Linked DNA regions of Homo sapiens: region 2 is linked to region 1. Evidence: chromatin loops called from intact Hi-C (ENCODE). Cell type or tissue: mammary epithelial cell. All regions are shown on one strand.

Evidence for each region. A loop is a pair of places that touch in the nucleus more often than their neighbours do. Peaks named below come from ENCODE experiments on the same cell type or tissue, not always from the same donor. Only the 100,000 strongest peaks of a DNase experiment are listed, where the experiment ranks them.
Region 2: it touches region 1 in a loop (13-fold over the local background); 11 of 110 quality-filtered maps call a loop at or near these places.

Annotation. Positions count from the first base shown.
Region 1 is chr5:55,157,730-55,162,729 of GRCh38, reverse strand. All of the region lies in intron 2 of CDC20B (cell division cycle 20B), which reads left to right. It overlaps GPX8 (glutathione peroxidase 8 (putative)), which reads right to left and starts at 2,559. Exons shown (of 3, transcript NM_001008397.4): 1 at 2,334-2,559; 2 at 1,475-1,736. The coding sequence starts at 2,537. In mammary epithelial cell, a CTCF peak has its summit at 2,811 (motif pointing right); DNase peaks (open chromatin) are centred at 1,649 and 2,589; H3K4me3 peaks cover 1,775 bases; H3K27ac peaks cover 1,337 bases.
Region 2 is chr5:54,941,448-54,946,447 of GRCh38, reverse strand. No RefSeq gene overlaps it. Among named protein-coding and RNA genes, the nearest start is that of ESM1, 42 kb to the left of the region's middle. In mammary epithelial cell, a CTCF peak has its summit at 1,993 (motif pointing left); no DNase peak of the experiment used is centred here.

The sequences.
Region 1 (5,000 bases):
GATTAGTTCAATGGCATGTGCTTGGGCTTTTCTTTCCTCAGTGGACCTTCAAAATAAGAGGAATAAAGACCTCACTGTGGTTGCCATTTATGGCGTTAGGCATTATATCAACTTTCCCTAGAAATTAAATATAATGTTTTTAGAAGATTCTGACTTCACATTTATGTGAAATATTATAGATCACTATTTGGTTTGTTGGATTAGAAGCTTGATTGCCTGAGTGAGGTAATAGTTTGATCAAAACTCAACTTATTTACAGTGAAAATAGGACTGAAGATGTCATCAGAATAAGTTAGATGAGAGAACATTAGCTAATGTCCTTTATTTATTTATTTAAGATGCAGGCTTGCTCTGTCGCCCAGGCTGGAGTGCAGTAGCGCGATTTCAGCTCACTGCAACCTCTGCCTCTGGGTTCAAGCGATTCTCCTGCCTCAGCCTCCTGAATAGCTGGGATTACAGGTGCCCACCACCACACCTGGCTAATTTTTGTACTATTAATAGAGATGGGGTTTCACCATATTGGCCAGGCTAGTCTCTAACTCCTGACCTTAAGTGATCTGCCTGCCTCGGCCTCCTAAAGTGCTGGGATTACAGGCGTGAGCCACCGCGCCCGGCCTTTTTTTTTTTTTTTTTTTTTTTGACTAATATGGTTTAGAACAGTGTCTGGCACAGAGCAAGCAGTGTATAAGTACTTTATTTTTACTATTAACAGACTTAATTCCAAACAATCTTAAGAAGGCGGTACTATTGATAGCCCATTTTACAAATGAGAAACAGGCACAGAGAAGTTAAGAAGCCACATAGCAAAAACAAAAGAGCAGGGGTTTGAACCCAGGTAGCTTGAGGCCAAAGCCTATGCTGTCTGTATGCCTCATGACCTTTGTGCTAAGTGACCTTGGCAAGTCTTTAAACAGATTTCTGTAGCTAGCTTAATTGGAGAAATAGCCTAACACTACTGCCCTCTGAAAAAACCAAGTTATATGTTTTTGGATTTTAGCAAAAATCTGGTAAGCTGACATATTCATCTTTGAGAATATTGTTTCAGATAAGAAAGACAACATAAAATTAGCCACAAACATATGTTAACTAATAATGCCCAGCACTATTCATGAGAGCTGTGTGGCTATAATGACGGGAAGGGACATTTCTCCAGATGCTAGTTACAAGAGAGGAGAATTAAGATATTTTGTGAAAATAGCCATGGGCACACTTTAAGTAAATTCTTCAGGAAGATGGTAATAAGGAATAAAATATATTGGAATAGAATTCTTTTACCATCTAAGAAGCTAAAACATTGATTTCAGGGGAGCATAACTCCTAGAAGTTACAAAGGATGAGATTCTGGCTCTTTGATGATAGTTTTATGAAGCTTTCCCGATACAACGTTTCAAATGAAATAGGAAAGTATTGTCCTGGTATAATTGTTTAAAAATGAAAAGCAATTTAAAACAGCATATGCAAGGCAGATATTTACCAACAAGAAATCTAAATGCAGGTTCTCCTTCAGATCCTAGAATCTTAATCTTGTGGAAGATGGGGAAAGTTACTCCGTAGTTTTTTCTTGCAAAAGATTCTACTTCCTTGCTTGGGCGGGGCTCCGATTCTCCAAACTGATTGCAGGGAAAAGCCAACACGCTGAAGTGGGATGGTCCAAACTCTTTGTGCAGTTCCTTCAGCCCTAAGTAATTTCTGTCTGTGAGTTGGCAGTCACTGGCCACGTTTACAACTAGTGAAACCTCCCGGAAAAAGAAAAAAATCCAACCGGAAAGTGAAGCAAAAGATTTTAAAAAATTCTGCAAGTAGTTAAAATCCTAAACAATTTGGGGGGGACTATAACCTCTGATTGATGTTTTTTTCATATTTTTGGACATACACAGTTCTATTGAAAACTGTAACCTAGATGCCTGGGTTAAGGCCCTGAAATAGTACTGCCATTAAAAAAGCATTAGATACTCATGAAAGTTTATTTTTAAATTAAAGATAAAACTATGATCCTTGATAAGTTCTTTTTAAAGTTATTAGATTATAGAACCAATACTTTTATTAATAAATGTCATCATGTTCACATTACTAACTATAAGTATTTTCCAAACAACTTTACATGTCAATTCAGCACAAAATTAAAGCATTTTAAAGAAAACGAGATAATCGGAATTTATTATTTAGAAGCAAACTATCAGAACTGTAATAACTAAAGTGATGTACTAATACCATTACTCTGAAGACTAAATTCCAACTTATGACCATGTAACAGCAAAAAATTGATTTTATTAAGAGGAATAAACAGAGACAAGGAAAAATGATAACAATAAAAATCAGATGATGCAACTTACTTTGCCTTTATACTTTTCCAGAGAAACAGTTCTTCCTTTTGCATCCTTCACTTCAAAGGCATAAAAGCTGTTGATTTTAGGTTTGAGGAATTTTAGTTGTAGAAGAAATAGCGTTACTGTGCATAGAACTATAGACAGCAAAACTGCAAATACCTTTGCTCTGGGCCCGGAACATTTTAGCGGGTAAGCTGCAAGAGGCTCCATGTTGGAGGATTCTAGAGGGAAGTCTCAGCAGCCTGGAATTCAAGGAGGAGCTGAAACTTGAAACCGGCTTAGTTTAACGGAAAACCAGGAAGGACAGGCTGACTGCTTTCACTGCTAAGGAACAGAAAGACCACTTCTCAGAGGGGAAATGAAGCGAAACTCCTGAATGAAGCAAGGAGCTCTACAGAATTTCAAAGTATTTGTGATGTAATTATAATTTTTGCTAGAAAAATCAGGACATTTTTGGTAGGTCTTTGACATTCTCCCTACAAAGAAAATATTTCGCCAGAAGATGGTGCTCTTGTAACTCGAAAGCTACGGAGGGCTCATTCCCCATGCTAAGCTGTGTATTTATTGAGCAACTGTTTGGATGCAGAGGATGGAGTACGATGCTCAGCAATAGTTTAGAATGTAGATTAAATGTGACCTACTCATATGGTGTATACCCTGAAGGACGTTACTATTACATGTATGGGTTAAACATGCTATATGAGTTCAGGAAATTTATAGTGGAAAGAGCAGGGAAATATCTGAAAAAGGCTATTTACCCTGATTCATCTAGCTAAGGCAATCAAATACCAAGTGAATACAGTCAAAATAAATATGTTAAAAACAGTGAAGGTGTTAAAAGAAACCCTTCTCTATCATAGAGCAAACTATAGTCCAGTGTTTTTCAAATTTCTACTCATGACCCCCAGTCAGCAGTGCACTTTACAACATAACTGGGTACAAACAACACACAACTGAGAAACAACACTTCTCCTTTGAACTGTGATGCACCCCCACCTGTTGCATTTTTAAACAACCCAGTTCTGACCTATCAAAATGATTTCATCATTCACCGATGCACTACAACCTGTAGATGGAAAAAACTGAGGCCGGGCATGGTGGCTCACGCCTGTAATCCCAGCACTTTGGGAGGCCTAGATGGGAGGATCACTTGAGCCCATGAGTTCAAGACCAACTTGGGCAAGAAAGCGATACCCCTGTCTCTAAAAAAGAATTTTAATTAGCTGGTTGTGGTGGTGCATGGCTGTGGTCCCAGTTATACAGGTGGCAAAGGTGGGAGGATCGCTTGATCCCAGGAGGTTGAGGCTGCAGTGAGTCGTGTTTGTAGACTGCAGCCTGGGTGACAGAGTGAGACTATCTTAAAATCAGAACAAAAGAAGAAGAGGGAAAAAAGCAAAAATTGAACTCGATAATAAAGTAGTAATTTAACAGTTAAATAAGGCAATTCTACCAAAAAAAATCCCTGAAAACAAACAAACCCTGCAAAACCCACCTCTACTTGGGCACGTCATCTAATTGCTTCGTTTTTTCTCTTTATTTCCCTCCCCTGGCTGTTGCCTGGCACAGGGGGCCTAACTTTGCTGTTGCTAACGGTCATGAATTTTAGGGGTAGGTATGGGGAGGCAATTGAGGGCTGTATATCCTAAAAGCCATTCACTTTCAATTCTGCTCTGTTTAAGACTCATGGCAAGATCTGGATGAAGGGGCATTATGCCATTTGATCATGATGTGTTTCCAGAAAGTGCAGGGAATGAGCTGAGATGTTTGTGGAGTGCCCTTCCTGTCACTGTTAGCTTGTGGAGCTTCAGAGAGGGTGCTCAGGGTGCTGCCTGCTCTTCTGGTTCCCGCTCTGTGGCATGTGTGTTTTCGGGTGGCTGAGCAAAGCCCATAGCCTACTGTGTAAAACTTGTGAGAGGAACCGCTCGACTCCTACTCTCATGGCTCAGTAAGAATGGATACAGTAGAAAAAGCAATGATTATGCAGAAAGTATTCCCTTTTAAACATAATTCCTAGTAAAGAACAAAAATGTATGTAAGATGTGTTGTATCACTTCCTGATAATTTTACTTTGGTGTTCTCTGGCTGAATTGTTTAAAAAGTCAAAGTCCCTGTGTTTATATGACATGAACACTGCTATGTTGCTTAAGCTCTCTGGCCTTGCTCTCTAAGTGGGATCTGGGACCTTCCACAGTACCATCACCTGGGCATTTGTTAGAAACACAGCATTTTGGGCCCCACCCCAGACTTCCCGAGTCAGAATCTGTACTTTTACAGGATCTCCTCATGACACATACACACGTTTAAGTTTGAGAACCTTTAGACCTCAAACTTTTTTTGGTTTCAGAGCAACAAGAGTCTTTGGTTTGTCTTTGTTTTCCATAGTGGATGTGTTCATGTCTCTATGAATACACGAGATATTTTAACTCCTCAGGCTGTACAAGCAAATGGCTTAGGAACATGCATTTTAAAATTAATTCATAGAATACCTGCTGTAATTTGAGCCGTGTAAACCCAAGTCATTATAACTGTGTTTTGAGGTGGAAAGAGAGTGATTTATCTTTGGCAGGGATGTTGACTGACCACCGCTTAGGCAGGGCCCCCTAGGGTGATATTATTTTGATAAAATCACTGTGATAGTTTCTAGTCCATTGTATTATAAGTACAGAAACTCTT
Region 2 (5,000 bases), 220 kb after region 1:
GGTTACAGATGTGCTGAGATATTGATCCCCTCGGCATTTGGGGCAGCTCCAAGCTATGGTGCAGCCAAAGGCAAGCTCATCCATTCACCCCAGTGTACTATACAGACATGGTTATTTTCTATGTGTGCCATGACAAGGAAAAGGCCGAGAGGCCCTGGCTCTGGATATAAGGTCTAAAGTGTGCACAACATTCAATGCTGTTTCAATCTTGTCCATGCTCTTCTCTTCCAGCCCAACCTCTGGCACCTCTCCTCATACATAGCCCTTTTCAAACTTCCAGGTCTACCCCCACCTCCATTTCCTAAAACCCTTTACTTTGCCTCCCATGGTTTTACTCCTTCTGTTCATCCACTGTTTCAAGCCCTTCTTCCCCATCTGCACCACAGATATCTAAGGACTCTTTAAAAGATAGGGCTGATGCCCCCCACTGCATGAAACCATCAGAAACTCCCCAGCCTGAAACACTTTCTCCTTCCTCTGTGCTTCCATACAGGTTTGCTTGTTACCCTCTTAGGCTCTTGTCACATTCTGCTTCAAGTGATAGTTGTGTGCTTGTTTTTTCTCCCTGTTAGAGTGTAAATGGCTCAAGAGTAAAGACCATTGTGTTTATCATTTCTCCCCTCCTCGTGCTAGCTGGATCTTGCACATTCAATCAAGGCTTATTAAATTGAATTGACTATGCAAATGCAAGAAGGAGAAGAAAGTCATTTATATTTATTGTACCTCTACCACATGCCAAGCACCATGCTGGCACTCTAAATGGGACAATGTATGCAGTCTTCACTATATCCCTTTTGAGACAGACAATGTGCAGATGAAGAAATTGAGGAATAGTTAAGGTAATTACCTCCAAGAAATAAATTTCACGCTGGAAAAAAGGAACTGTAGAGCAGTGCCCTGTTCAGGTGTCTAAGAACTTGGCTCTGTGAACTTCAGCCTGACCATGTAAATCTCCCAACAGTGGGAGGGAGCAACAGGGGCTTGCTGGAAGCCTGGTCAGAGATTTTGCTGTGTGAACTGCCTTGCTGGTAGAGTCCTGGCAAGAGTTTCATTTCACGAACTGGAAAATAAATCATTCTTTCATCAACAGGGAGATCCTTTTCCTAGAACCAAATCTGAGGTGACTAGTACAAAAGGAACAGAAGAAAGTTATTTTTCTTTTTGCTTGGAAAAGAATATTTTAGTGAAGCTTGAGTGGAAAAACAGAACGAATGTCTATAAATGAGAAATGCTCTATTTGGATAAATGTTCCCTCTGTTCTTTCTTGCTACACTGTGATTTTATTTATCCTGTTATGTTTACATTTATTTATATTACTACTTATTTAACAGAGTTTTTTAAAAAAATAGACAATTTATGTCAATTATTCCTCAATAAAGCCAGAACAATGAAATAATGGCTGTTTGAAATAGCAAAAATAATAATACCTTATAGCATTTATAATATAAAAGAGGTACAAAATATAAAAACAGTAGCAAAAAGGAAGAAAAAGCTATAAATTTTTATAAAATTCTTAAGCCATAAAGGCAGCAATTTAGAGTAAACCGAAATAAGTAAGAATCATATTCAAATCTCTAGGATAACTACTAAAACATTTCAAAATATATAACTAAAGAGCTAGTAGAGAAGAAAAGATGAAAAAAAATTTAATTAATTTAAAGGGCGGCAAAAAGTCATGATGCTATGAAGGACTGAAACAGAACATTTTTCCTCCTAGTTCGAGCGATCCTCCTGCCTCAGCCTCCTGAGTAGCTGGCACCACAGGTGCATGCCACCATACCCACCACGCTCACCATGTTGAGCTCAAGCAATTCGCCTGCCTCATCCTCTCAGACTGTCAGGATTACAGGCATGAGCCCCCGTGCCCAGCTGAAACAGAACATTTCAACTCAGGTGCACAGACTTTTGAACAAAATACCCAGATTAGATGATTTAAGTAATTAGATTACATTAGTTTTAATAAAGAGCTTCAGTGTGCAATGTTCAGAGACCCCTACTGGCCAAGATTTGTATGGTCTCGATCAAGCATTTGTTGATGTTCAGTATTACTTTATACATCTCTAAGCTGAAAATTGCATCCTACGGTTGATGATGAGTTGACGAGTCCAGTTTTCCTTGGGCTTTCCATACATTGAGAAAATCAGTGATTCAATTTGTCCTTTTATGGGACTCCCAGGTGCTGTGGCTCTCAGAACCTCATGGTCAACAAAGAAAAGTAACTGAACTAGCGATAATAGCCACTTGCATTTGTGTTGTGCTCTGTGACTCACTTGGCGCTGTCACACCTATCACCCCATTAGGCCTTCACAAGCAAGGCCTTGTAGAGTAGGTATTCTTAGCAGCACCGTACATGTTGTAGGAGTGAGAAGCTGTTGCTCAGAAAGGTGAAGTAGCTTCCCCAAGGTCATATGACTCAAGGTAAGTGGCAGATCCAGGACTCAAAATTTGAACTGGAGAATTTTTCTGTTTTCTCTTTAGTGTATTTAAGGAGTCACCAGGCTAGAGGTAAGTCTGGGAGTGGGAATGAAGGTGATAAAATTTGAGAGACTGTAGAAGGACGGGGTTTGATGCCAAGGGTAAACATATCATAAAGGGAATTTTCAGACAACTGACTTCTATATTTACATGCTATAATATTCACCTAAACCTGTGCTTGTTTGACATTTTAAAGGAGGGAGGAAGAATGACATTATGACAAATACATTTGACAATTTGCATCAGGCAAATTGTCAGTCAGCCACGATGAGCACTATTCCTGCAGGATATACTGTTGCTTCACAATACCTTTTTATATTCTTGATTCATTTTCCAGGCTTACCAGCTCTACATACTTTATACACTTCTGAAGGGAATAAAACCTGAGGAGAGGAGGTGTTAGGTTTAAGGGGGCCACCTTATTGAAAGTAAACAATTTTCAAACATAAGAAAAGTTTAGCTGCAATTTCCGCCAGTAAATGTACTTCAAAAGGTATTAGCTTTCTACTTATTGCATGTTGAGTCTGCTTCTTAGAACAGGGCTGCCCAATAGAACTTTGTGTAATGATGAAGATGTTCAGTGATCTGTGCTGTCCCATATCATGGCCTCTAGCAAATTAATCAAATTAATTTGAATTTAAATAGCCACATGTGGCTGGTGGCTACCACCCAGGACAGCATAGTTTTAGAAAGTTGTTTGCTAATGTCAGTTTTCAGCTCACGTTTTATAGCATATTGATATAGAAGACAGGATTTAGAAAAACCACTACACTTTCTGGAATGTTTTTGAGGATAAGGATTCTCATTTCTCAATTAAAAGTAGACATTGAAAATCATGATGAATGTATATTTGAGTAATAATAAAGAGAGACGGAAAACTTAGGTACATTTAATATCTTTCCAAGTGTTGTGAAGTCTCAATTCAGTAATTAAGTACTACAATTTTCTACGTTAGTTGGCAAGAACACTTAGGCTCATGACAGTGTTAACTAACATAATTACTTCATAATTGAAAAGTCCAACCTTGGATTTCTGTACTTCAGAGCTTAGAAAAATCAATGATTTCTTATCGATCCATCTCTTATAATTTTTTTTCTATTTTACTACAGTCTCTTTTGAGACTGTGGAATTTCTTCTACAAAGTATAATGTGTATTTATTTACTAAGATAGCTATCTGAAGCATGTGGGAAAACTGAGAGAACGAATGAATGATAACCAATTGTCTGCTTATACAATTTCACAGTGTTTGGCCTTGCCAGAGGGGCCAGTCCCTGATGAAAACACATACGTGAGGTCCCCAGATGAGATCCCATGACTGTGATAATTGTCACATGCCTGTTTATTTTTCCCTTGAGAAACTGAATGCTTAAAAAAAAGATCACAACTAAACAAAAGCATATCAATAACAGGAAACTGTTGGTGAGAAATACCCTGACGTTCCTGTAAATTCACGTCACCAGATTCCCCAGGGACAAAGGTGCATGAACTGCATGGGTAAATAATTATGATTTAATACAGAGACCTTGCAATGCTGTTTATAGTAAAACAACAAAAAAGAATTGTTTCTGGAGGCGCAAATAAGCAAATAATAGAAACACATATCAATATAATCAGGAAGTGGTGATGTTATGTCTAGGTCAGCTACTGAAAACAATTTGTAATCTATCAAAGTATCTCCTTTGCAATTGCAAGCAGCAGGAGGTGGGACCTTAGGAGGAAGAGAATCCCCCATCCATAGGGTGATTAGAAATGGTAGAGGAAGGACCGGGTGCTCTGGCTCACGCCTCCAATCCCAGCACTTTGGCAGGCTGAGGCGGGCGGATCATCTGAGGTCAGGAGTTCAAGACCAGCCTGGCCAACATAGTGAAACCTGTCTCCACTAAAAAAATACAAAAATTAGCCAGGTGTGGTGGCACATGCCTGTAATCCCAGCTACTCAGGAGGCTGAGGCAGGAGAATCGCTTGAACCCAGGAGGCAAAGGTTGCAGTGAGCCAAGATCACGCCACTGCACTCCAGCCTGGGCAACAAGAGTAAAACTCCATCTCAAAAAAAAAAAAAAAAAAAAAAAGAAAGAAATGGTAGAGAAAATGGGATATTCATCCTGGGGAATTTCTGAAAAGGTTTCTGCATCATGACACCTGTCTGTTTGCAGGATTTTATTCCCAAGGATAATGAAAGGGAGATCAACAAGTTTCTCTTTCCTTCTTTAAGAGGATTTCCAATTAGAGGGCAATGTCAGCCTTGTGAATGTGTGCCTACGGGTATATGCATGTCCCAACTAAGAAAAGAAATGAGTGGCAGTGCTTCAACATATTTAAGGCCTTTTCCCCTCTTTAAAAAATTATAAATGATTTTTTTTGACAAAAATTGGAAAACCATATTTCTAATTTTCCCCAGAATTTACTTACTATAGAAAGCATTATGGCCTTTGTTAGGTAGCTGCATTTTATTGGGAATGGGGTTGGGGTGGGGGGTTTGGAGAAGGGAAACAGAGGGTAGCAGGGAAAGTTAACCAGAATTCTT